4 separate regions of the Homo sapiens genome follow, and regions 1, 2 and 3 are each linked to region 4. The links are chromatin contacts, found by Hi-C or POLR2A ChIA-PET in ENCODE. All regions are on one chromosome and are shown on one strand. The core of a region is the stretch at or near the end of the contact, and the rest is flanking DNA. Distances in the headings are between cores, read along the strand shown.

Region 1 (6,738 bases), core at 2,442-4,941, 2.4 Mb before region 4:
TTTCTTTTTTTTTTTTTTTTTTTTTTTTAGTACAGACGGGGTTTCACCATGTTAGCCAGGATGGTCTCGATCTGCTGATCTCGTGATCCACCCGCCTCGGCCTCCCAAAGTGCTGGGATTACAGGCGTGAGCCACCGCACCCGGCCAAGAATTTGCATTTTTTATAGTTCCCAGGTATTTCTGATATGCTGATCCAGGAGCCACACTTTAAGAATCACAGTCTAAGCCAACATTTCTCAACCTTAGCTGCATATTAGAATCATCTGGGGAGCTTTAACAATCCTGATTCACCACACAACCCAGATCCATCCGCTTTTAAGGAATAGAATGTGAGGCAAGTTTCCACTAAGCAGTTCTCTACTTGACTTTTCCCTTTGGCTTAGTGATTTTGGGGTCCCAAGATTTATTTTCCTTTCACAAGTTCCAGCACTTTGGGAGGTAGGCAGATCACCTGAGTGCAGGAGTTCAAGACCAGCTGGTAACACAGCGAGACCTCATCTCTACAAAAAAAATACCAAAATTAGCCAGTCGTGGTTGTGCATGCCTGTAGTCTCAGCTACCCAGGAGGCTAAGGTGGGAGAATCACCTGAGCTGGGAGGTCGAGGCTGCAGTGAGCCGAGATCGTGCCACTGCACTTCAGAGCCTGGGGCACAGAGTGAGACCCTGTCTCAAAAAATAAAAACAAACAAAAACTAGAGCTCTTCTGATAGCCCAAGAGCCAGTTTAGAGATTCACTAGGCAAAGGGCCACGAGAGGCAGATGGGAATATTTAGAGATGAAGTCATCCAGTCCATACAGCTATTCTATAAAAGGGGAACCTAGGCTGGGCACGGTGGCTCACGCCTGTAATCCCAGTACTTTGGGAGGCTGAGGCAGGCAGATCACCTGAGGTCAGAAGTTCAAGACCAGTCTGGCCAATATGATGAAACCCCGTCTCTACTAAAAATACAAAAATTAGCTGGGTGTGTTGGTGGGCACCTGTATTTCCAGCTACTTGGGAGGCTGAGGTAGGAGAATCGCTTGAACCTGGGAGGCGGGGGTTGCAGTGAGATGAGATCATACCATTGCACTCCAGCCTGGGCAACAGGAGTGAAACTCCATCTCAAAACAAAAAGAAAAGGAGGGGGTGGGGAACCTGGCTTGCTGTGGGCAACTAGAAAGTATGAAAATAGTCCAGAATTGATAGGCAGCAGATGAGGCAGTTCTTACCTCACTGTGCCCCTAAGCTTCAGACCAACCCACATAGCCATTGACAGCAGATATTTGCACTTGGATATCCTAAAAGCATTTCAAACCCACTTCCAAAAGTATTCCCCCCGACCCATTTATCCCATCAACCCCCACCTACTTCGCCTTTGGCACCCAACTCAATAAATAGCCGAGGGCAAGAACCCGGGAATCATACCTCTCCCTTTATCTCCATGTCTTCAAAGTTACCAAATTCTGCTACAAGTCTTTTAGATCCATCTCCTCCTCCCTATTTCTTCTGCCACAGTTCAAGCCCTCAGTGTCCCTGGATTTTGTTACTACAGATGTCTAACAGGTGTCCTGGCTTCCACTTCTTGACCTGTTTCAACACGTCTGCTGCCCTGCCAGCCACCATAGAGAGCTTTCTAAAACAGAAAGTGTATGTCATTGCCCTATTTATTATTCATTTGTTCTCTACCCCTGGCAGGACAAAGCCCAAAGTCACAAACAGTCCCAATGTATTTATGATTTTGCCTCTGGCCTCTTCTCACATGTCATCTTTCACCACTCATAACTTCAGCCAAGCCCAAGTTTTGCAGTTCCTTCAATGCCACCTTTGGCTTTGACACTAATGGCTCACTCTTCCTGGAAGTGCCCCCCTTCTTCTACCCTTTGCCTGGCTAAAATTAACTCACCCAGACTCAGCTCAGGCTGGTATTTTTCCTGGCACCCCTTTTATAACTCCTTTTGATACTTCCATAACATCTTGTGCAAACAAGAGTCACTACTCACCCTGAACTGTGTTTGCTCACACATCTGTGTCCCTCGTTAAACTATGAGCTGTGGGGTGGCAGGCACACTGTCCTATTCAGCATTTGATATTAAATATTCATCCAACAAATATCTGAGGACCTACTATATGCCAAATACTGTAGATGTAAAGGGTATAGCAGTCAACAAAGCAAAGACACCCCTTGCTATGAAGTGGGAGGTGGCATAAATAAATGAACCTATACATAGAATGAAAAGTGCTGTGCAGATAATTAAAATAAACAATAATATGAAAGTGACTGGACAGGCCGGGTGCGGTGGCTCATGCCTGTAATCCCAACACTTTGGGAGGCCAAAGCGGGTGGATCACCTGAGGTCGAGAGTTTGAGACCAGCCTGACCAACATGGTGAAACCCCGTCTCTACTAAAAATACAAAATTAGCCGGGTGTGGTGGCACGCGCCTGTAATCCCAGCTACTGGGGAGGCTGAGGCAGGAGAATTGCTTGAACCTGGGAGGCGGAGGTTGCAGTGTGCCGAGATTGCACCATCGCACTCCGGCCTGGGCAAGAAAAGCGAAACTCCGTCTCAAAAAAAAAAAAAAAAAAAAAAGAGAAAGGAAAAGAAAAGAAAGTGACTGGACAGGTACTTTAGATTGGGTATGTCAGGAAGTCCCGTCTGGGGAAGCGACATTGAAGCTGATAAGTGAATGTCAACAAGGCAGGCATTCTGAGCTTTGGAGAGAAGAGCACTCCAGCAGGGAGGACTACCAGAGCAAAGTCCGGGCGGCCCACCAGAGCAAAGGCCGGGAGGGCCAAAGGTCCGTGCGCCTTAAAGTGTGGGAAAGTAGTGAAGATGGGGAGACAGGAAGGCAGGGGCCAGATTTACCTTTGCAGGCTAGAGTAGAGTTTTGATTTTTTTTTTTTTTTTTTTTTGGAGACCGAGTCTCGCTCTGTCGCCCAGGTTGGAGTGCAGTGGCACAATCTCGGCTCACTGCAACCTCCGCCTACCCGGTTCAAGCGATTCTACTGCCTCCGCCTCCCGAGTAGCTGGGACGACAGGTGCGTGCCACCACGCCCAGCTAATTTTTTGTATTTTTAGTACAGACTTGGTTCCACCATGTTGGCCAGGATGGTCTCGATTTCTTGACCTTGTGATCCGCCCACCTCGGCCATCCAAATGCTGGTATTACAGGTGTGAGCCATCACACCCGGCCAAGTTTTTATTTTATTCCAAGTGTGATAGAGAGAGACATGATCTGACTTATATGTTTTGAAAGATGGCTCTGGGACTGTTATGTGGCTACTGGGCTGTCCGGAGGGGAAACTGAGACCCGTTTGGAGGAGAGGGAAGTTGGTGGCCTGGATAGAGTGGTGGCAGCAGTTCTGGAGAAAGTGGATGGATCTGGGTTATGTGGTGAGTCAGAGTGGCCAGGAACAAATGACAGGCAGATGAATTAGGGTGACCCTTAGATTTCTGGCTGCATGCAACACTCGGGTAGTTACTGGGGAACCGAGCAGACGCTCAGACACTTCCGAGCCTTGAGAAATCCGTTCTCCCGCCAGGCTTCGGTGTGAGTTAAAGTCGGGCAGCCGGAAAGCGACAGGCTCAGACCCGCAGCCGGTGGCCTCGTAGCGCCGGGACGCCGGGACGCCTGGATACCGGGAGAGCGCTGGGACTCTCCGAGCCCGGCGCGGGGGTTTCCGCATCTTACGGGCGGGGCCGGAAGAGGAAGTCGCGCTGCTGTGGCGGCCGCTGTAGCAGCGGCGGTCCAGTCGTAGCCCGGCCGCCCGCGCCTGTCCGGTCCGGTCCGGCCACGGAGGCAGCGCAGCGGCGGGACTCCGAGCCTACCCCGCCGAGTGAGCTGCGCCGCACCGTGCCGTCCCACCCGGCACCCACCAGTCCGATGGGGCCGCAGCGGCGGCTGTCCCCTGCCGGGGCCGCCCTACTCTGGGGCTTCCTGCTCCAGCTGGTAAGGGGGCGGGAAGGCGCGCAGGCCTCCCAGGGGCTGGGCGGGGCCGGGGCCAAGGCCGGGGCTCCCTTCCCCTACTCCTCGCCCGGCCTCCCCTCTGCCCGCACCTCCGCGGCCTGCTCTCGCACTCCTCTTTCCTCCCCTCCTCTTTCCATTACTCATCTCTTTCCTTCCACCCTCCTCTTTTCCACCCTCTTTCCCCCAACTTTCCCGCCCCCCACTCGGTTCCCGCCCATTGAAGTCTGGCGAAATACCTACCGCAAAAAGATCAGAGGAGCCCCTTAGGTTGCGTTGACCTTGATGCTTCTCGATAGTTGCTCACTGTCCCAGCATATTTAAAATTGACCTCTGGGTTTTATTGTCTAAGCCTTTCTTACCGCTTTTTACCCTTGGGAAGAAAAAAAAATTATACAAGGCGCCAGTATGTTTAGCGGTTCGAGGACTGCACTTTAATTGCACTAACACGGATGTCTTTTTAAAATTCCCTTCCCCCACTGTAGCTCCTGCTTCGCCTTAGGGCTCATTTGATTCTGTTATGAGGGTTTTTTTTTTTTGGAGGGGGGGTTTTAATAGCAGTAATTTAAAATAACTTTTAAAAGAAGACACCAAAATGTAATGCTTTTAGTGGTTTTCAGTTTTCTGCCTAATTTAAAGGGATGGGTGGGGAGCGTCGGTTAAATGTAAGTAAGAAATATGTGTTCATAGATTTGTTTTCATAGTCACAGAGAAGTAATAGTGTTTTAAAATTCAGCCTCAAGTAATTCGAGCTTCAGTGTGGGAGTGGGGTGTCAGGAACCCGGTGTTTCAGTTTTTGTTTCTAGTGACTTTTACTTAGGGAGTTTCAGGTTGGAAACTTACGCATGTTATTTATTACAGAATTGGTGTCGTGTAAGCTTGTTTCGTTCTATTAGAATGTGTGATTTCTTTGAAAGACTGTTTTGCTGACTCTCCAGTTTAAGGGGTTAGTATTAGTGAATACAAAAGTGTCTTTAATATTTATTGAAAAACCAAAATCTAAGCCAAAAAGTAAGTGCCTTTTGGTGTATTCATAACTTTGACAGGCAACATCAGGAACCTGAGAGAATGTATCTAAAAATTGCTGGGGGAGGGGAGTTCGATATAAAAAGAGCAACAAAGTAGCAGTGTTAGTCGGAGTCTTTAAGGTGTTTACTGTGTAATCAGACAGATAATACTTATGTCCAAAAGATATTCAGATAGTATGTAGATGTATGCAAAACTATAACCTAGATATAAAACTTTTCAAAGTGTTTTTGCATTCATTTTCATTTGAATCTCTTGAGCTGATTTTAAGAATGAATATCACATTCGTACTAATCCCTTCTCAACATAAATTAATAGCTTAGTGATACATCAGTTCCTCATAAACTCACATTGAAATTCTTATTAAAGGCCCTGAGCCCTCTCACCAGAAAACTCTACTTAAGTAGACTTGTCATTTGATTTCATAGCCTTCACAAATCTAAAGATCATCCCTGTTCTAAATTGTATCTAGGCTGTCTCCCACGTTCTGGATTTTAGGCCTTTTTTTGTTGTTGTTTTTGTTTTTTTCGAGACGGAGTCTCACTCTGTCGCCCAGGCTGGAGTGCAGTGGCGCGATCTCGGCTCACTGCAACCTCCGCCTCCCAGGTTCAAGCAATTCTCCTGCCTCAGCCTCCCGAGTAGCTGGGATCACAGGCAAGCACCACCATGCCCAGCTAATTTTTGTATTTTTAGTAGAGATGGGGGTTTCACTATGTTGGTCAGGCTGGTCTCGAACTCCTGACCTCGTGATCCACCCTCCTCGGCCTCCCAAAGTGCTGGGATTACAGGCGTGAGCCACCATGCCCGGCGATTTTAGGCCTTTTATATTGCACCTATGTGCTTTGTTGTACCTCACCATGGTAATCTCGGGTTCTATATTCCTCGGTTCTAGGGTTGTTGTGAAGATTAAGTAACATTTTTCTACACTGCAAATGTTTGGTGTGCATCTTATTATATGGGATGTAATGTCCTGATGACTGAATAAACTGACAATATCTGTTTAAATTGTAAGGATCTTTTTTCGATACCAGCTAGTATCACTGATTTTTCTATTTCTTGTTGATTTCTTTATGGATTTGTTTTCTTCTTGGTTCCTCCTTCCTTTAATTTCCTGAGATGTTCTTTCTCATTCCTTTCGTGTTCTGAGAACTTGGGTAGATCTGGTTTCCTTTTCCTCAGCTGGAGTTCTTTCTCCTTTCTGGATACCTAGTTCCTTTCCTCCAACTCTGTCTGAAGTCTTCTACCATTTTCTCCCTGAAGCCCTTTGTTTATTCCTCTTCCCTAATTTTACAGCTCTAGGTAGCCTTTCTGAGTTCCTTTGATTAGTGATGCCAGCTCAATCATTTCATTTCTCCTCTCTGGGCTCTTGAAACTGGCACTACTTGTCCGGGCGTGGTGGCTCACGCCTGTCATCCCAGCACTTTGAGAGGTCCAGGTGGGTGGATCACAAGGTCAGGAGTTTGAGACCAGCCTGGCCAATATGGTGAAACCCCGTCTCTACTAAAAAAAAATACAAAAAAAAAAAAATTAGCCGGGCGTGGTGGTGCGTGCCTGTTATCCCAGCTACTTGGGAGGCTGAGGCGGAAGAATTGCTTGAACCCGGGAGGCAGAGGTTGCAGTAAGCCAAGATCGTGCCACTGCACTCCAGCCTGTGTGACAGAGCGAGACTCCATCTCAAAAAAAAAAAAAAAGAAAAGAAAAAAAGAAACTGGCACTGCTTCCCCTTAGTCATGTAATAACAGGGCCAACATCCTCATCTATAATGGAA
Region 2 (6,941 bases), core at 3,808-6,307, 2.4 Mb before region 4:
ATTTTGATTAAGAGTGCATTGAATATATAGGTCAAGTAGGGAAAAACTGGTATCTTGACAATATTGAGTCTTCTTATTCATGTAGATGGACTATCTATGTGTTTAGAGCTTGATTGTTTTTGTCAGAGTTTTGCAGCTTCCTTCATATAAATCTTATACATATTTTGCAAGATTTATACCTGTTACTTTTTTTGGTGCTAATGTAAATGGTAATGTGCTTAAATTACAAATTTTAATTATTCATTTCCCCATATCATCTTTTTTAAGAGATGGCCTCTCACTGTTTTGCCCACAACTCCTAGGCTCAAGTGACCCTCCTGCCTCAGCCTCCTGAGTAGCTGGGACTACAAGTGCACACTGCTATGCCTAGCTTCTATATGATTTTTTTTTTGAGTTTTTTGGAGACAGGGTCTCACTATGTCACCCAGGCTGAAGTGTAGTGGTGTGATCTTGGCTCACTGCTACCTCCACCTCCTGGTCTCAAGAGATCCTACCACTTCAGCCTCCGAAGTAGCTGGTACTACAGGCGTGTGCCACCATGCCCAGCTAATTTTTGTATTTTTAGTAGAGATGGGGTTTCACCATGTTGCCCAGGCTAGTCTTGAAATCTTGGACTCAAGTGATTTGCCCATCTCAGCCTCCCAAAGTGCTGGGATTACAGGCGTGAGCCACTGCACCTGTCCTCTTATATGATTTGCTTTAAAATATTGACCTTGCTATGATACTTCTCTACCACAAAATTATACACATATCAATAGATTGAAGCACTGAGATGAAAGAGGTGTAATCAGAGTTAGTGCTTAAGGCAGTTGTCCTCAAACTGAGGTATATATGCCATGATGATGTACAAAGAGTTTCCAAGGAATATGGGTAGTATTAGGGGAATTGATATTTACATAATTGATTTTATAAGGGAAATTTAACTTCATGTTTCTCTTACTTCTACTTTCTTTTCTTTCTTTCTTTTTTTTTTTTTTGAGACAGAGTTTCACCTTTGTTGCCCAGGCTGAAGTGCAGTGGCGCAATCTCGGCTCACTGCAACCTCTGCCTCCCGGGTTCAAGCAATTCTCCTGCCTCAGCCTCCCAAGTACCTAGGATTATATGCATGTGCCATCACACCCAGCAAGTATTTTGTATTTAGTAGAGACAGGGTTTCACCATGTCAGCCAGGCTGGTCTCGAACTCCTGACCTCAGGTGATCCGCCCGTCTCAGCCTCCCAAAGTGCTGGGATTACAGGCATGAGCCACCACACCCGGCTACCCTCTACTATTTAGGAACGGTATCTTATCTTAATCTGACATGACACTCTGCATGCCAGAATCAAAGGACAGAGTAACATTTTAAGATTCTGGCCTATCAAGAGAGTTTATTTGTTTGTTCAACAAATATTTATTAAATGACTGAATGCTTGATGACACCTACTTAGTAGGCATTTAAGATGGATAAGGTTATGATCCTCATGCAGTTGAATGTTTAGTAGGGGATTAACAAGTAAGTTGGTTGAATACAACAGGATAAATGCTATAATAGAGAATATATAGGCTGGGCATGGTGCCTCACACCTGTAATCCTAGCACTTTGGGAGGCCGAGGTGGGCGGATCATTTGAGGTCAGGAGTTCGAGACCAGCCTGGCCAACATGGTGAAACCCTGTCTCTACTCAAAATTAGCTGGGTGTGGTGGCACGTGCCTGTAATCCCAGCTACTCAGGAGGCTGAGGCAGAAGAATCATTTGAACCTGGGAGGCAGAGGTTGCAGTAAGCTGAGATCGCGCCACTGCATTCCAGCCTGGGCTACAGAGTGAGATTCCATCTCGAAAAAAAAAAATCAAGAGACTCTTTATTATTATTTTTTATTTCTTTATTTTGAGACAGGGTCTTGCTCTGTCACCCAGGCTGGAGTACAGTGGCATGATCTTGCTCACCACAGCCTCAACCTTTTGGGCTCAAACAATCCTCCTGCCTCAGCCTCCGAGTAGCTGGGACTACAGGCACGCACAGCCACACTGGGCTAATTTTTCTAGTTTTTTTGTAGAGACAGTGTTTCACCATGTTGCCCAGACTGCATCATTTTATTCTCATAATATTTTGCTTAGCATTTTAAACAGCATAGTAGTAAGTGTTGAAATGTTGTAACTAGGCAAGGACAAGGAGGAGAATTAGTATGTGATCTAGTGAGAGTGAAAAATAGACATGCCATTGACCAAAATGGAAACAAAACCCTTCTGGAAAAAAGGTGTAAGAACATTTAACAAACATGTTCTGAAGCACTGAATTTATCAATCTTGTCATCACCGAACACTGACTATAACTGCTCCTGACATATTCTTAGACACTGAATATAAATATATATATTTCAAGATTTATTATTTATTTATTTATTTTTGAGACGGAGTCTTGCTCTTTCGCCCAGGCCGGACTGCAGTGGCGCTATCTCAGCTCACTGCAAGCTCCGCCTCCCGGGTTCACGCCATTCTGCTGCCTCAGCCTCCCGAGTAGCTGGGACTACAGGCGCCCGCCACTGCGCCCGGCTAATTTTTTGTATTTTTAGTAGAGACGGGGTTTCACAGTATTAGCCAGGATGGTCTCGATCTCCTGACCTTGTGATCTGCCCGCCTCGGCCTCCCAAAGTGCTGGGATTACTGGCGTGATATTTTTTTAAGAGACGTGGTCTTGCTACGTAGTCCAGGCTTGAGTGCGGTGGCTATACACAGGCACTATCCAACTACTGATCAGCAGGAATTCTGACCTGCTCAATTTCTGTCCTGGGTTGATTCACCCCTCCTTAGGCAATCTGGTGGTCCCTTGCTCCCAGGAAGTCACTACGTTGATGCTGAACTTAGCACAGCCACCCAATCCGCATAGCACACTACAGCCCAGAACTGGGCTCACATGAGCCTTCTGCCTCAACCTCTGGAGTAGCTGGGAATACAGACATGGGCCACTGTGCCTGACTCAATACATATTTTTTGAATGAATAAATTCATTCTCCAGAATTGATTGCTGATTGAAAGTCAGCATCTGTGAATTTCAAGGCTGGTTGATCACTTGAAAATTAAGGAATTTATTTTGATTAGTTCAATTAAGGATAAATCCTGTTCCCCATTTCTTTTCTTTTTCTTTTTTTTTTTTTTTTTTTGAGACGAAGTCCTGCTCTTGTCCCCCAGGCTGGAGTGAGATGGCGCGATCTCGGCTCACTGCAACCTCTGCCTCCTGGGTTCAAGCGATTCTTCTGCCTCGGCCCCCCGAGTAGCTGTGATTACAGGCGCCTGCCACCATGCCCAGCTAATTTTTGTATTTTTAGTAGAGACGGGGTTTCACCGTGTTGGCCAGGCTGGTCTAGAACTCCTGACCTCAGGTGATCCACCCGCCTCGGCCTCCCAAAGTGCTGGGATTACAAGCATGAGCCACCGCGCCCACCCAATCCTGTTCCCCATTTCTAACTCTAAATTTTCCAATTTACCAAAGAGTTCTGGCAAGTGCCAAGGAGCTCATCTTGTTTCATTTCTACACCATCCAACTAAGGAGCGAAGCATTCGTGAGTACAAAAAGACCAGAGTTACAAAGTTCTAACGAAACAAAGCACTCTAATCTCATTTTATTTTGATTTTCCAGTTTGTCTGCCTCTACCTTCTAGATTATAAACTCCCTACAGGCAGGAAATGTGTAGGCCCAACTGAAATCCAGAAGATAAACATTTATTGACTGCATGCATAAATTAGTCAAGATGCCTTCCCCAAGGCTGACAATTTAGTGTGACACATATATTAAAACATTTTTAAGTCTTGGTTCTGCTGGACCTGCCAGATGGGGAAGAAATACACAATACCTGAAGATTGTTCACAAGCTGGGGGAACCAGTGGGTGGATTAGTTTTTTTTCTGAGAGAAGATCCTACTTCAGTGAATTGTGGGTCATAATGTTTGAGAGGCAATAATTATGCTGAATGAAAGAAGTTAGACGGAAAAAAAAGGTGCGTGCTGTATGATTCCCGTATATAAAACTTTAGCATGTGCAAACTTATCTGTACTGAAAGTAGATCTGTAGTTGATAAGGGACGTGATGGAGAGGGACGAGATGAAGGGATTATGAAGGGGGGGGAGGAAACTTAGAGGTGAATACGTTCATTTGATTATGGTGATTTCATGGGTGCACAGGTATGTCAAAACTTATCAAATTGGACATTTAAATACGTGCAGTTTGTCATGTCAATTATTTTAAAATAAAGTCGTTTTTAAAAAAGAGATAAGACAGTCAGATCCCTGAGGGTCAGATTGAGGAACTCTCGAAGACTTCAGGAGCAGAAAGATGTTAAAGCAGTTTTAAGAAAATTAAACTGATTGTGGTCTTCCCAGTAGATAAGGAATAACATTTAGTAAACCATTGCTAATAGCCAAACCTTGGCATGTGTGACAGCAAAATAAATGGAAAGGTGGATAGGTACATATTACATCAAGGGAACAACCCAGTTTTTGGTGCAGAAGGTGTGGTGTATGCGTGTATGTGGGTGAGTATCTCTGGAGGGAAAAAGACAGTCCCATAGTTAAACAAAGAAGAATATTTACCGGCAGCAACAGGAGAGGCTAGAGAAAGAACATGATTGGGGTAAAAAGATGATTCTGCATTTTGGACGAGGAGAGAGTAACATTTAAAGCCTCTACTCGCTCTGAAGCACACAGAGTGTGTTGCGACACTCGAGTTTGCTGGAGCGAGTCGGCACAGGCCAGGCCTAGTTAGCGGAATGAGCCCACACAGCAACTCCAGACTGGATCCGCAAGCCTTGAACCTTAACCCTCAACCTCCGATTCCCCAAGTTCCACTCTCGTAGCTGAGGCTGAAGTTTGTCTAAGTCCCGCCTAGGTACCCAACGGAGATACGGCGTGAACACCCCACCACTTTCTGGGAACCCAGAGGCGGTCGGCGTGGCGGCGCGAACCTGCCCAGCGCGTGCGCGCGGCGCGCAGGGAGGCGGCCTGGAATCGAGGGAGCGCGCGCCCTTCACGTGACCCGACCCGCGGGCGGCGACGCACGCGCCGCGCCGCGCCGCTCACGTGGTCCGTCCCCAGCCCCGTCGCCGGCGGAGGCGGGCGCGGGCGCGTCCCTGTGGCCAGTCACCCGGAGGAGTTGGTCGCACAATTATGAAAGACTCGGCTTCTGCTGCTAGCGCCGGAGCTGAGTTAGTTCTGAGAAGGTTTCCCTGGGCGTTCCTTGTCCGGCGGCCTCTGCTGCCGCCTCCGGAGACGCTTCCCGATAGATGGCTACAGGCCGCGGAGGAGGAGGAGGTGGAGTTGCTGCCCTTCCGGAGTCCGCCCCGTGAGGAGAATGGTACTGGACCCACGCAGGCCCGGGCGGGGAATGGTTCTGGGGTTGCGGGCGGTAAAGGAGAGACTTGGCAGGCAAGTGTGTGGGGAGCCGCGTTCCATGCGGCGAAGGACCCTCGAATTGCCTTGAGGCTTCCGGATTTGTCCTCTCGGGACGGGTGTGCAGTTCGTTCTGGGGTGAGGGGCGGGAGCAGGTAGCAAGTTAGAGGCGACACCTCTTCGCGGGAATCCCCTGAGCCGAGACTCGGCTCCCAGCGAGGGCCTCTCCAGGCGGCAGAGGCGCGAGCCCGGGACTACCTGGCTGGGCTCAGCTGAGCGGCCTCAGCGCGCCCGACGCAGGGCTCAGCCTACAAGCTCCGCATCTCCTGGGAGCACGGTCCTCCTGGCGCCAGTTGCTGGCAGATAAGGGAACCAAATGCTCTGCTCAAGTTTTACATGGAAAAAAGGGAGGGAGGGCTAGAAGGGTGCAAAAAGGGGGTAGAGGACACGGGTTTGGAGCAGTGCCTTGTTTGCTGTGCAGCGGATACTCTACAGGTACATTTCCTTTTTGGAACCAAAAGGGAGGGATTTGACAATATTGATGGTAGATCTTTTTTCTTTAGCAAGAATTAAGGATTTTGGTGGGTGGGGGGAGGCTTCTGTGGGGACCAAGACAATGTACTGTCAGTCAGGATTTAAGTCGAACTACCGCATCCCTTGCCCCAGAGAACAGTTGATCGTGTTTTAAACCGAAAGGTGCGGAATGGAGAGAGGGAGGCGGTGCATTGCAGCTTCCGATAGAGCTTTTTATTTTTGGATATCAGGAACCAATTTTGAAGATTTCTTAAGAAAGTCATTTACATCAGGGACATGAAGAGCAAAGTAGGTATTTTTGGTCAGTACTTGAATTTGATAGGCTTTATGCAAACAACTCTCCCTCTGCTGGAGTCTGGCAAGTTTGCTTTTCACTGGACGCTAATTCAAGTGCCATACAAAACTAAAATAAGAGTTTTACTTATAACACAAATGTAGTAATACTTTGAATAAATAATGTGTCTTTCACTATTTTCCACCTTATTCTTTTTTGTTTGTTTGTTTTGAGACAGGGTCTCACTCTGTCGCCCAGGCTGGAGTGAAGTGGCGCGATCTCCGCTCACTGCAACATCCGCCTCCGGGATTCAGGCGATTCTCCTGCCTCAGGCTCCCGAGTAGCTGGGACTGTAGCCACCATGCCCGGCTAATTTTTGCATTTTTAGTAGAGACGGGGTTTCACCATGTTTGGCAGGCTCGTCTCTTAATTCCTGACCTCAGGTGATCCGCCCGCCTCAGCCCCCCAAAGTCCTGGGATTACAGGCGTGAGCCACCGCGCCAGGCCAACATGGGAGATTTCAAACTTGCAAAGATACATTGTAGAATGAACTACCATATACCCATTGGCCAGTTTCAACAGCTTCAACCATGTGAATTTTATTTCTTCTATCATTCCTCAATGGGATAATTTTAAAGCAAATCCCAGACAAATGTCATTTATGGATACTTTATTGTGTTTATGTCTAAAAAGACAAGGACTTTTTAACATAACCACAATATTATTATCATGCCTAAAAATTAATAATTGCTTAGTATCATTAAATATTCAGCAT
Region 3 (6,704 bases), core at 720-3,219, 2.9 Mb after region 4:
GGTATAGATAGCTAGGTCCCTGCCCTTAAGGACACAGGTACTAGATAGTGCAAGGAAGAAATCCACTCAAGTCCTGAACTAACTGAGCTAAAAGTGTGTAATTATCATTTCTCTTTTGAATCCTATCACAAAATAGAAATATCAGTCACTAAATTTCAAACTGTTCTTTAGAATTCAAGTCAATTTAGGACCAAAGCTTAAAATAGGACAGCTCTGAATATTCAACCTCCCTGACAACTCAGGGAGCAGTTGTGGGTACCTCCTCAATTGTGGAATAGGATGCTGGTGTTATGACAAGGAATGAATAAATCCAGAAGAGTTAATGCCTGCTTCCATTTAGTTCTTCCCCACCTTCTCCCTTTTTATTTCAACACACTTACTTCTTGAGGCTATCCTTCTTTAAATTCTCATTCCAAAAAATGAGTTTAACACGCTTGTAGGTGACCAAAATTCTCTTAAGAATTAACATTACTGATTATAGGACCTGCACAACAAAATTAATCTGTAATGGACACCTCGCTTCCCAAAACAATTAGACTCTGGGGAAACAGGTCCTGACTCTCAGATCCTGACTCACAGGTCCTGACAATTTGACTCTGGGGAAATACAGGTCCTGACTCACAGATCATATATCGGCAGAGAACGTGTTCTCTGCATTGCAAAGAGCCCCAACTCCAACCTCACCGATGCTCAAACCTAAGAGGCAAACGCCTCCGGGGCAGCCAAATGGCGCCAGAAGCGGCCGAGGTTCCACCGACAGTGGGCAAACCCGCCAAGCCCATTCACCTCTCGGTCAAATCTCCCGGGCCTACGCAGCGCTGGGTCTAGAGCGTCCGGCCGGTTAGTGGCTCCCACAACCACGACCTCGCGGTCCCCACTGGCGCCGTCCAGCAGCGTCAACACCTGGGCCACTACGCGGCTCTCGGGTGCTCGACTGCCCCGCTGGGGACACAAGGCGTCCATCTCGTCCAGGAAGAGGAGGCTGGGTCCGCGGCTGGCCAGTTCCCGGGCGCGCTGGAAGACCCGCCGCACGTTCTCCTCGGTCTCCCCAGGCCGGGAACCCTGCAGCGCCGGGGCGCTGACTGCCAGCAGCTCCGCGCCCGCCTCGCGCGCCACGGCCCGCACCAGCTGGGTCTTGCCCACTCCGGGGGGCCCCGCCAGGAGCACCCCGCGAGGCACCGCTAAGCCCAGCGCGGTCAGGGCGCGCGGGTAGCGGAGCGGGAGGCGGAGGAGCTCCCGCAGCGAGTCGGCCGCCTCCGAAAGACCTCCCAGGGGCACCTCGGGCTGCGGCTGGGCTTCCGACGGAGGCTCCCCGCCAAGGCTGACGCGGGTACGAGGGGTGACCAGCCCAGCGGGATCGGGACTGGGCGTCCCGCCGACGATGTGCAAGGCAGCCACCAGGCCAGGAGCGCCTGGCGGAGCGACCACCACGTGGCCCAGGGAGATCGGTCGGTTTCTCAGCAGCTCCTGTGCCGCCTCCAGCACCGCGGCTGTATTCCGGGCACCGGGCGCGCCTGCCCGCTCTCGCAACACCGGCCACACGGCGACGCGCCGCAGGGGCGGACAGGGCACTAGGAGGAGGCGATTCAGGCTGAGACTCCTCCGGGATCTCGACGCCCCGACCGCCGCCCCGGGGCTCGCGCACAGCGGGTCCAGCTGCACAAAGCCGTCCGCTCCGTCCCGCCGAGGCCAGGCAGTGCAGAGGCAGGAGCCGCCGTCGGGTAGCGAGATCTTCACTGCCGAGCCCAAGCGCGCGCCCAGGGCGTGGAGGGCGGCCGGGCCCAGGCGGCAGCGCTGGGTGCCCCGGTCTCTAGCGTCTAAGGGTAGCAGCTTTAAGAGCGGCCCTTCAGGGAAGGGATCCGAGTCCGGAGCCATCGCACACAGATGAACCAGGCAGACGAAACCAGATTAGGAAACCCACCCGGCCCACAAAAAGCGGAACACCGAGCTCGCAGGCCGGAAGCAGATTGCGCGCATGCGCTAGGGCAGACTGCGTTGCTAGCAGCTGAGTGAAGGCCGAAAGGGCCAATGGAAACGTTAGACGACGCTCGGGCCTCTGGGTAGAGCGTTGGTGTCCGCTTTCGTGAAATCGAGTTGCCTAACCCAGAGCTTTCCCGAGATGGTCTTCGTTACAGGTGTCTGGGAGGCGGCTTAAGCTCACTTCACTAGGTCATTAAGCATGTACTTTGGTGGTTACATATATCTTGGAAGTCACCGGCTTTACATTCTGTTTTCCTGGCCTTCGAACTGGAGCATCAGTACTACCGCCGTTGGAATAGCAACCTAGAGACTTTGCTATTTTGTGAAGAAACTCTAACTATCCGCATGGGCACAGAATTTTGGGTGCTCTGGTGCAAATGTCTCAGGTGACTTGGCGTAACTGAGAATACAGCCTTGGGACCTTCGGTAATCGGGGTTCCAATCTGGGAGGTCCAGGCACAACCCTTCCTATGGGAAAGTACCAGCATAGTGGGAGGGAAGCACACGGTAGCGCTTAAAATCCCTTGTAGAGAGGAAAGAAGGAAAACTAGGCTACCTGATGGATTTGTAGCACACCAACAGTACATTTGTTCTGATTTCTGATATTCTTTTGAATATTCTTTGGCAACAAGTTAATCACTAAAGTTCATGCGATCAATGCTTACTGTCTAATTGGGGCACAACAGTACTAAGTCCTGTATTAGAGGCGATACCTATCTACGTTATTAAGACAACTGCCTGCTATTTTTTTTTTCCAGCTGCTTTCTGCCTTTCCCTTTCGCACAGGGAATTCCTTTTTATCAGCTGGAATACATTTTCTATCCCTCTTAATTGCCGTTAAAAAAGAACTACAGATACTCAAAGACAAGAAGATATACCTTGTTTTTATTTGACTTACATCTTCCTACCTCTATTTTCCCCACTTTCACTGCAACCCAAATTTGTGAGTTGACAAAACTGATATTTTAGAGTGCTTAAGTTGCTGGGAAGTTTTTTTTTTCTATCTATGCAAATAATCAATTACAGACTGTGTAGTAATATCTTATCAATGGGAAGTACTGTCAGATCTGGGATCTTAAGACCCATGCCAGTTCCTGATCTCATTCTGTCCAAACTTCATGGCAGACATGACAGACTTCTTGACTTGACAGTAACTTACCTGGTCTCAGCTGTACTTGTCTGCTTAAATCGATTCTGGAACAATTTAGGAATCAGAAAATAGCAGGAGGAGGTCTTGAAATGGATAAGTCACCCATTACTTCCTGTTTTCTTTTTTCCTCTTAATCCCATTGGCTTCAGTTCTTTTTGGTTTGGGGACTTTTAAATAACAGCTTTGCATTTTTTGAAATAAAAAAAAAGCCATCGTTTTTACCGACCCCTAAAGGTGTGAATTACATGCCTATCAAGTTATTTTATCAGAAGCCTGTACCTCATCGAGTTCCTTCTATTCAGCTCCAAGAAGCTTTAAGGATCTGGGAGAGGGAAAGAAGACTTACTGAGGACAGGATAACTGTCTTAAATATGTAAAGGGATCTCATGTAAAAGAGTTAGTAGATTTACTTATATTTACAGTGCAGAAATGGCCAAGAAGTAAAGGTTTAATGGAGTGGAATAACCAAAGCCAAAACAGGGAGCCAATAAAGTTAAATCGGCCTCAAAATTTTCTGAATTGGTTTAAAACAGAGGCACAAACTATGCTATTAGGAATATGATGAGAAGGAAACTACATGTTGCTTTTGGTTGGTCTAAGAGGTTGATTTTATACAAGGTCAAACAAGAACCCTCTGACCTTATAGAATCCATATGCACAGGAAATATTATTTCACTTCACTCTTTCTCTAAAAGATCCAGTCTTTACCATAGGTTGCAAACAAAAGCAACAAGGAATTCTGTTACTGGGCCTTCAGCTCTTATCCACTCACTCTGAGCAAAACTATAAATGTCTTTCCCAATCATCCAGTAAAATCCATTCTGTCCCTTTAGGTCTAACCATTTGCAACACTATGATTTCAGCCATCTGAACATCCATATTTATCATGCCATTCAATGACATAATCTCCTTGTGATAAACCATTCTTTTTATTTTTAAAATTTTATTTATTTTTTAGACAGTCTTGCTCTGTCACCCAGTCTTGAGTGCAATGGCAGGATCTCAGCTCACTGCAACATCTGTTTCCCAAGTTCAAGCAATTCTCCTGCCTCAGGCTCCCAAGTAGCTGGGATTACAGGTGCCTACCACCACGCCTGGCTAACTTTTGGATTTTTAGTAGAGATAGGGTTTTACCCTGTTGGCCAGGCTGGTCTCGAACTCCAGGCCTCAAGTGATCCACCTGCCTCAGCCTCCCAAAGTGCTGAGATTACAGGCATGAGCCACTGCACCTGGCCTCCTTGTGGTAAACCATTCTAATGGGAGTTGTGTGGCTCTTTTGCTTAGTTGTTTTTAATCTGACCAGAAATTTGTTAATTCTATGAATTGAAGAACATCAATTAAAGCACTAGAATTGAACCACTAGAGGGAGTCCAGAACCAACTAAGCCTGAAGGCTACAGGATTGTTAGGACGTTGGTGTTCTCAACTGTGGTTTCCACTCAATTTTCCCAGGATTCACACCTAGGTGTATGAAGCCATCTGTTGTCTCTATATATTATCTGGCTTAGTCTGTTCAGGCTGCTGTAACAAAATACTACGAACGAGGTAGCTTATAAATGACAGCAATTTATTTTTTACAGTTCTGGAGGCTGGGAAGTCAAAGACAAGGCACTGGCAGATTCCATGACTGGTAAGGGCCCCCTGTCTAGAGACAGCTCATTGTACCTGCACATGGTGGAAGGGACTAGCTAGCTCCCTCATGTTTCTTTTATAAGCACACTAATCCCATTCATGAGGGCTCCACTCTCGTGACCTAATCACCTCCCAAAAGGCCCTGACTCCTACTACCATCATCTCAAGGGTTAAAATTTCAACAAATGAATTTTGTGGAGGACACAAACACTGAGACCCTAGCAGTAACTGACTTATTTTCACATAATTTTTCACAAGCCTCAAGCTGTGTAAAACTCAGTTTCTAAGTTAAAATTTAATTTTTGTGTTAAGTATAAAAATGAGACTGTTCCTAAATCCAAAATTTAGTGGTAGGTCAAAATCCAAACCGATGGAATTCATCTTGCTATAGCCTAGAAACATTTCTAGCTTTAAATTGTTTCAAATAGCTTTGCCAAACAAAATCTTTTGTGAGATTTTCCCGAAAAGGTACATGTGACAAATGGTTTCTCTTTATGTCCTTTGTTACATTCAAGGTTACAATCTGTCTAATTTTTAATTAACTATAAAAATTCTTAATTAACTGTAAGTCTATAATTCAAAAGAAATAATTGGAATCTGTTTCTTTAGGATAATGATCATGCAATATTTTTGTCCCTTCAGCATATTATATATGTATATAAAAATATATTCCTGTATATGAAAAAAATCTAAAGAAAATGGTTAAACCAGTAGCATGAGTCATCTGTAGATTAAATAATGTTAATCTTTCCAGCATTTCCATTTTTGTGTTATGTTCAACCCTAATATATTTGAACATTAGCAATGACTATGAGTTGTAATAGATGAATAGAGATTTGTTTAGCCACCCTTGAAAAAGCATGATTTGCAAACACTTTCATCTCAACATGCTCATGTAGATGTAGTAAGTGACTTATTTCCACGGATAGCTAATATGCCGAACCTGTGTTCATAAAGTATGTAATGAAAATCCCCCTAAATGGGACATTGTTAAAATTGTTCTTTAGAATCTTCCATCTTTACTTTTTATCTTGTATCCAGGTTAGAATTAGTCTTTAGAGTAATTCTAGATATAGAATAAGTTATAGAATCAGAAGAAGGAGGATGAAAATATTTGCTGGATTTCAAATGACCTGCAGACTACAGTTCATAGAACATCATTCTGAAAGTCTGTTCTTGCACATTTTCAGGAAATTGCTTGATTCATCATTTTTTAGAAGTTAATGTTAAGGTAATTTTTCCCTATGATGTTGGTTCACACTTTTCAACAAACATAATAATTATATATTTATTAAAACAAATATTTATTGAACATCTACTTCTTGCTAGTTACTATACCAGAGGCTGAGTATTTGGTGGCAAACAACAACAATAAAAACACTGTAATCCTTGCCTTCATGAAGCTTATAGTCTACTGGGAAGTCAAACATTGAAGAAGTAAACAAGTGAATAAATCTGATAATTAAAGGTGATGAAAATTGCTTTGAAAGAAATAAACGGAAAAGGGCTACTTTAAACAGGTATTAAGGATAGGAAAAACAAAACAAATTGTTTTTCCTACTCTCATACACCACTCAGCCACTCAACACAGCACTTCTGACACCAGGTGTTGGTTGGGGAGTTCCCCACATATCAAGCAAATTCTCCCACAGATACCACCTGGGTGTCCTCTAATTCAATTCAATGCTGAGACTATCTACCTGGAGATAGCATCAGACTCCACAGGTTCAGGGCCCAGTCCCTCAAGACTGCCCCCCACCTTCAGATGCCAATCACAAGTTCCAGATTGTGACTTGTGCTTCTGACCAGGGACGGTCTGTAAATTGGGCTTCCCATGACCCCCTTCTTAGGTTCTATTAATTTACTAGGATGGCTCATGGAACTCAGGAAAACACATTACTTACATTTACTGGCTTATTAATAAAGGATGTAATAAGGATACA
Region 4 (6,915 bases), core at 230-2,729:
GCTGTAGAGATGAAAGTGTGGTAGATTACAGGCAGCTCTGCCTTTCGTTTTCAGATGCCTTCTCAAATTCCGCCCTGGGCCGGATGAATGTATAGAAAATAACTTTTTAAGGCAGATGCATCTTCGTTCATCCTTCTTAGGTATTTTCACGCTCACATCTAGGCTCTCACCTTGGTTTTTCTATTGAGCACAGCATCACCCTCGGGCCACTCGAAAGCCACCATGGGCCTTCCTCTCTATCTTCTATTTAGGAAGGGCACAATAAACGTTGCAAAGTAACGCCTTGCTAGACACCGTATAGCTATTTTACTTATTCTGCAGTCTTTGCCCAAATCTCTATTTAATTTATGCCAAAGATGAAAGCTAAAATTTTAAACACGAAAAAGGCAGAAATCCTATTTATAGCTAGTGTGTTCCTGTGATCTCTCCGGTGACTGTTTCTAGCTGTGGCAGCGGACGGCCGGCCCTTCCCAGCCTCCTCGCCGGCAGGTCCCCGCTCACCTGTACAGGTCGTAGCCCGCGGCGCGCGCGGAGCCCCGGGTGGGGGCCGTGGCGTGCTCGGAGAGCCGGGCAAAGCGGAGCTGCATGCCGCCCACCTCCGCAGGCCGGGCCCGCTTACTGGGTGAAATGGCGGGTGTCTCTTCAGAGCAGGGCATGGCAGAGCCAGAAGGCGAGCGAGGAGACCACCGGGGGAAGAGGAGAGCGCACGATGAGCGTCGCCGCAGGGAGCGCGCCAAAACCGAAATTTCCCGCCAGCCCCGCCCCACCCACCGCCCCTCCCCGGGACGAGTCCACAGTTCTGGCTGAGAGGGGAGGCGGGATTCACATTTTGGGTTTGAAGCCCTTCTCGGAAAGCAGGTTTGGGATGGGAAACTACTGGGTCCCAGTCAACTTTCCACATTCAGCGCGTGGGGCCAACTTTGAAGGGGAGCTTCTAGGGCGTCGCCCTCACACACTAGAAAGCCGCCCCCTCGCCAGGGGACCCTAATGGACCACCCCACCCCCCCCGCCCCCCGCGCGCAGAAGGACCGCTCGCCACCCTACTTCCCCCACAGCCTCAAGCCGCGTGGATTCCTTCCAGACGGCCGGAGCCCCTCCCCCGCCTTTCCTACCCGGCCCCGGCGCCGGGCTTCCCCCCGCCTTAGGAAGCTCGCCCTTCCAGCCAGCGGCCCCGACTGTACTGGCTCCGCGGCAGCCTTGGCTCAGGCGGCCAGCGCTGGACAGCGGCCGGGGAATCCCGTGCTGCGCGGCGCGGCCGAGGGGCGGGCCTGGCCCGGAGAGTACCGCGGCTTCGGCCCTCTGCCGTGCGCCTCGCGCGTTTTGCATCGCTGAGCGAAGCAGAGACGTAAGGAAATGGTAGCAGAGCGCGGGGCGAGGGCAGAGGGGAGTCATTTCCCCCAGAGTTTGGGCTGGTTGGGTCCTCGGCACCTCCGGACGTGCGCCAGGCTTCCACCCTGAAGACGCGCCCGTCCTGGGAACATGACCTCGGAAGCAGTCGCAGCCGCCGCCGGACGAGGGGCGTGGAGAGGCGGTGCCCCGGCAGCCCAGGGATGGCGCAGGCCCTGGGGCCCCAGGAAGACGGCGCCGTTGGCGTCTTGAGTCTTGCTGCCGCCTCTGGCTGCCTAGCCCTCTTGCTTTCGCTCTTCTTGTTTGCTCTGGCCCCCATTTTTCCGAGAGTGTACGCCAGGCCCGGGCCCTGCTCCTGGACTGATTTACCTGGGGCGGCACCGCCCGCAGCCATGACTCCCGGGCTCTGAGTTTAGCGGCGCCCTAAGCGCCGGAACCGCATCTCGGCGCCGGTGACAGTTATTGCGCCCGGGGCCGCTCCCCAAGCTGTGGGCAAGACACCGCGCCCGATTTCCTTTCAGCACCGAGTGTCAGACGTTGTAGTGTTTATTCGACCGGAGGCAGGGAGGGCGCTACTATCCTATCACAGGTTTGGGATAACCCAACAGAAACGCAGTGGGAACCCCTTGGCTAGGAGTCGAACAAGGATCCCGGGTCGTGGTAGTATAGTTTACAGTGGGGGATAAAGCAGTAACTTTCTAGATAGTTGTTAATAATTTTTTCTGAGCTGCAAGTATCTCCTTATTTCTCACAAAAATCTGCGAGCTGAATTGAATGGTTTTGAATTTTCAAAATTAAAAAAGCTGTGGGGCAGTTTTAGAGTATTATTGGGGAAATTTTACATTCGTTGCTATGCCTTTCCATACAGGCCCCCCCTTTTCGGTCTCCTTAACTGGTTCGTCTTCGTAGTTGGAATTCCTTTGCATGAGGCTATGGAATATACACTACCTTCTCTGGACGTTAACTATTAGCTACAGCTTGAGGACTCCCAAATTTATGCCTTTAGCAACACGATCCGAGCCCTGCAACTTTTCGACCTCATTTTGAGCCAACATTATTTTGCTCCCTTATTTTGTTGAAGTACTTTCTCCAGTTATTTACTTAAAATGTTCACATGAGAGACATACTATTTGATTCCTTGCTTGTACTAAGATGTAATGATTGTAACGACTTCATTTTCCTAGACCCAGATAAAAGTCTCGCTTCATTCATGAAACTTTTTACAATCAGTAGTGACCTCTGCCCCATCTTATCTCTTTTAACACTTACTATATCATTCATTAGTCGTTAGCCATATACTTTCATTGTGTAATCTTCTGATGTATATGCATTTTATCTCTCACATGAATTAGAGTCATAAACTTTTATGAATTCTTCAAAGCACTTACTTCAGTGTTTACACAAAAGTTACTTGTTTGGCTTATTACAATATCTAACACCAAGCAGGTTACCTTCTATTTTTTGTTGTTAATCTGTATACATAAAGTGTTTATTGTTACTTTTCAGCTGAGTTTATTTTAGACTAAAAGAGAAACGGCCATAATCTAACTGGCAAAAAGTAATAGGATTCTGAGCCAGTAAGCATTTAATAGAACGTTCTTTATGACAATAGAAATATAACTTGTTATGAACATACACCTTAAATGCAAGATACTGCAGTTAAGAACTAAACATGTTTCAACCATAATTTACTTCATAGTTTTTGTTTTTTTTTTTGAGACAGAGCCTTGCTGGAGTGCAATGGCTCGATCTCGGCTCACCCCAACCTCCTCCCAGGTTCAAGCAATTCTCCTCCTCAGCCTTCCAAGTAGCTGGAATTACAGGCATGCGCCACCACGCCTGGCTAATTTTGTATTTTTAGTAGAGATGGGGTTTCTCCATGTTGGTCAGGCTGGTCTCGAACTCCCGACCTCAGGTGATCCGCCCACCTCGGCCTCCCAAAGTGCTGGGATTACAGGCGTGAGCCACCGCACCCTGCCCTTCATGGTGTTTTCTTTATCAGACTATAGTTATCCTATCAGTCATGCTGATTAATTCAATTACCTAAGTCTAGTGCCAATTTGAACCTTCTGAAAATGCAAGTCAGTACTTGAAAAGCATGGTTGTTTTTCCTATCTTTGCCATTTTGGGGATTTCTCTCTCATTTTAACAAAGATACACATTGTTACTACTTTATGTCAGGTGTATTCTAAGTGCTTTAAAAAATATTAACTCGAGGCCAGGCGTGGTGGCTCACACCTATAATCCCAGCACTTTGGGAGGCTGAGGCGGGCGGATCACCTGAGGTCGGGAGTTCGAGACCAGCCTGACCAACATGGAGAAACCCCGTCTCTACTAAAACTACAAAATTAGCCGCATGTGATGGCACATTCATGTAATCCCAGCTACTCGGGAGGCTGAGGCAGGAGAATCGCTTGAACTCGGGAGGCGGAAGTTGCGGTGAGCTGAGATTGCGCCATTGCACTCCAGCCTGGGCAACAAGAGCAAAACGACGTCGCAAAAAAAAAAAAAAAAAAAAAATTGGCTGGGTGCAGTGGCTCACACCTGTAATCCCAGCACTTTGGGAGGTCAAGGTGGGAGGATTGCTTCAGCTCAGGAGTTCGAGACCAGCCTGGGCAACGTAGGCAGACCCCATCTCTACAAAACATATACAAAATTAGCCAGGCATGGTGGGTGGCAGGCACATGTAGCCCTAGCTACTCAGGAGGCAGAGGTGGGAGGATCACTTGAGCACAGGAGTTGGGAGGCTGCAGACAGTTATTATCATGCCACTGCATTCCAGTCTGGGCAACAGAGTGAGACCCTGTCTCAAAAAAAAAAACTCGTTTAATCATGACAACTAGAGGAAACAAATTCTTTATCCCCATTTTACAGATGAGGATACCAAAGCACAGAGTGATTAAATAACTTACCCAAGATCACACAGATCACAACTAGAAGGAGGTTAAACCACAATTCAGATAGTCTGGCCTCAGAACCCTTGCGTTTAGCCACTGTGCGCTGTAGATTTATATGTCCCCTGTTGAGTCTATGGTAACTCTTTTGCAGTTGTTGATGTTGAGACAAGGTCTTACTCTGTCACCAAGGCTGGAGTACAGGTGGTCCTTCCACCCCAGCCTTCCAGATAGCTGGGACTACAGGCACGTGCAACCACGCCTGGCTAATTTTTCGTACATTTTGTAGAGATGCAATTTCACCATGTTGCCCATGGCGGGTCTCTTGAACTCCTGGGCTCAAGCAATCCGCCTTTCTTGGCCTGCCCAAGTGCTAGGATTACAGGCATCAGCCACTGTGCCTGGCCTTGTGGTAACTTAATACTGACCTTGCTACTGGCTGTGTTTCCAGGTCTGGGAGAGATGTTTGTAGTAAATAAGCCAAGCATTCTTAATTTCACAGTTGATCATACCATCCTTCTTGAAACACTTCCTCCCATTTCACTGGCTGTCTCCTCAGTCTCCTTGGCTCCTCTTCCCTTCTCAACCTGTTATTGCTCACGATAAAAACCCTTGGAGTCTTACTTACCTCCTCTTTCTATCTTAGGTCTTCCCTTACCTAAAAATAGTCTCCTCCTAGGCAGCATCTAATGCTTTACCCTGTTGGGTTTTTCTGCATAGTATATATTGCTATGTAAAATTACATGTATATTCACTTGACTCGTTAGCTGTTTGTTTCCTCCACTATCATATAACCTTCATGATGGATTTAAACCTATCTTAATTTGGGTTTCAGATGTTCCTTTTTAAAACCTTTTCCTGCCTTCTGTGAAATTTACTAAATGTTTTTTATTTCACCTTTCCCCTCTAATTTAGATGTTTTACTCTTTAGTTTTATTATTTTAAATAAATTAAAACATACAGTGTCTAAAATATAAAATTAATCAAAATGATTGTCTTCTGGATAACTCAAGGACCTTAGACTGCTTTAACACCATTAACCCTTCTTTTGACAAATATGCTATTACTGTCTAGTGTATTAAATGTATCTTTTAATCTCAATAAGCATCATTATTTTACTACTTTTTATAGTCATTAAAAAAATATTTACCCATGCTTTTATTACTTTCTTTGCTCCTCTTTCTCATCTCCGACCTCCATCTGGATCACTGTCCTTCTGCCCAAACCTCCCATGGAGAGGATCTCCAATAGACAGTTGAGCTGTCTTAGTTTTTTGTGAGTTTGAACAAAACTCTCAAACTCCTCCTCGGGGGAATATGTTCTTTGGCGATCATTGAGGAATGGAAGAACTGAAAAAATTAATGGAAAATTGTCATCATTTCCTATAACTGAAGGAATCTATATTTCAATTTAGAACATTCCATCATGGAACAAAATACTCATTTATCATGCCACAGTTCACGCTTAATAGAAATATGTGTAAGCCAAAAAAAGACAGAAGCCATACTTTGGGTTCTGGTACCAAAATTTAGAAGTGCTCCTTTGTTTCAAGCCCAGAGGTTTTTATACCATAGGATAAGGTGCCAGTCAGGTTTTGGATAGGTAAGTGTGCCCATCTTTTGCAAAAGGGCAATTGCAATAGAGGAGGTAGGAAGAAGGGCTAGAATATAGGCAGATCAGTTTCAGTAAAAAGTACATTTGTATGTTGACTAGCTGACGGTTCATTCTTATAAAACTGTTTTGTCCAGAATACCATCAGGAAACTCCTTGGAATGTCTTATACTCCCCCGAGAGTATATATGGCTGAATGTGAAAACACTGAACTGGGGTATAATTTATGAAACCCACAAAAATGTTCCTGCCAGGTTCTTGGGAAGAGCACAAAGACCAGATAAATATATGTAGACTTGATTTCATAAGACCAACACAGAACTCTTAAGCATGTAAGTAGCTCAGTAGATTGACATTGAATGGCAGTTAAATAAACAGTTAAGGAGCTAGCAGATAATCAACAAAACAAGCATTTATTTCTGCAAAATTACTTTGGACAAGCTCACAAATGACTGCCTCATTGAACTAAAGGCTCAAAGGGAGCAGAATACTTAAGCCACAAACTCAGAACTATAGTTCTCCCTAATACACTGAATACCCAATCTCTCTTAACAAACATAATCACCATGAAAAGCATACTCTGAATTATGCCAGTGGCGTAGAAGCACTAGGAGCCAAAAGTTCTGTAATTACAGTCCAGAGAAAGACTATTGTTATTTCATTTTAAAGCATCATTGAGTTTTAGGAAGTGAAATAAAAACAGGCCGGACGTGGTGGCTCATGCCTGTAATCCCAGCATTTTGGGAGGCCGAGACGGGCAGATCACTTGAGGTCAGTCGTTTGAGACCAGCCTGGCCAACATGGTGAAATGCTGTCTCTACTAAAGATACAAAAATTAGCCAGGTGTGGTGGTGCATGCCTGCAATCCCAGCTACTTGGGAGACTGAGGCAGGAGAAACACTTGAATCAAGGAGGTGGAGGTTGCAGTGAGCCAGCCTGGATCACACAATTGCCCTCCAGCCTGGGCGACAGAGCAAAACTCCATCTCAAAAAAAAAAAAAAAAAGAATAAGAATAAGAATTATCTTTTATAAGCAGATGGCTTAAGTGCCAGGGTACACAGG

What was found. Hi-C counts contacts between places; a loop is a spot of excess contacts on that map. ChIA-PET counts read pairs that join two places held with the same protein, here RNA polymerase II (POLR2A). Pooled maps may share reads with other maps.
Region 1: a map of CD8-positive, alpha-beta T cell shows a loop between it and region 4 (33-fold over the local background). The contact joins the promoter of SPPL2A here to the promoter of DUT in region 4. A Hi-C loop is called at or near these places in 3 of 168 maps with a recorded cell type or tissue (CD4-positive, alpha-beta T cell, CD8-positive, alpha-beta T cell and naive thymus-derived CD4-positive, alpha-beta T cell) and 13 of 50 pooled maps. POLR2A ChIA-PET finds 5 or more read pairs at or near these places in 1 of 52 experiments (OCI-LY7).
Region 2: a map of B cell shows a loop between it and region 4 (12-fold over the local background). The contact joins the promoter of TRPM7 here to the promoter of DUT in region 4. A Hi-C loop is called at or near these places in 2 of 168 maps with a recorded cell type or tissue (B cell and naive thymus-derived CD4-positive, alpha-beta T cell) and 11 of 50 pooled maps. POLR2A ChIA-PET finds 5 or more read pairs at or near these places in 2 of 52 experiments (activated T-cell and naive thymus-derived CD8-positive, alpha-beta T cell).
Region 3: a pooled map shows a loop between it and region 4 (18-fold over the local background). The contact joins the promoter of AFG2B here to the promoter of DUT in region 4. A Hi-C loop is called at or near these places in 1 of 37 single-sample maps with no recorded cell type and 11 of 50 pooled maps. POLR2A ChIA-PET finds 5 or more read pairs at or near these places in 1 of 52 experiments (RWPE1).

The regions. Positions count from the first base shown.
Region 1 is chr15:50,762,659-50,769,396 of GRCh38, reverse strand. SPPL2A (signal peptide peptidase like 2A) reads left to right here and starts at 3,691. Exons shown (of 15, transcript NM_032802.4): 1 at 3,691-3,929. The coding sequence starts at 3,864. RefSeq lists a silencer at 3,657-4,116.
Region 2 is chr15:50,684,913-50,691,853 of GRCh38, reverse strand. TRPM7 (transient receptor potential cation channel subfamily M member 7) reads left to right here and starts at 5,057. Exons shown (of 39, transcript NM_017672.6): 1 at 5,057-5,323. The coding sequence starts at 5,321. It overlaps LOC128092252, which reads left to right and starts at 5,137. Exons shown (of 4, transcript NM_001414947.1): 1 at 5,137-5,323. The coding sequence starts at 5,137. It also overlaps the pseudogene RN7SL354P. RefSeq lists enhancers at 4,666-4,845, 5,156-5,575, 5,105-5,969 and a silencer at 4,936-5,105.
Region 3 is chr15:45,397,601-45,404,304 of GRCh38, reverse strand. It overlaps AFG2B (AAA ATPase AFG2B), which reads right to left and starts at 1,969. Exons shown (of 8, transcript NM_024063.3): 1 at 787-1,969. The coding sequence starts at 1,875. It also overlaps a transcript of GATM not described here. RefSeq lists silencers at 1,137-1,286, 1,677-1,756 and enhancers at 1,837-1,996, 2,387-2,456, 2,467-2,516.
Region 4 is chr15:48,325,993-48,332,907 of GRCh38, reverse strand. It overlaps DUT (deoxyuridine triphosphatase), which reads right to left and starts at 1,479. Exons shown (of 7, transcript NM_001025248.2): 1 at 1,113-1,479; 2 at 502-640. The coding sequence starts at 1,392. It overlaps DUT-AS1 (DUT antisense RNA 1), which reads left to right and starts at 1,052. Exons shown (of 3, transcript NR_186809.1): 1 at 1,052-1,345. RefSeq lists enhancers at 702-996, 920-1,444, 1,445-1,971 and silencers at 702-996, 1,047-1,256, 3,250-3,440.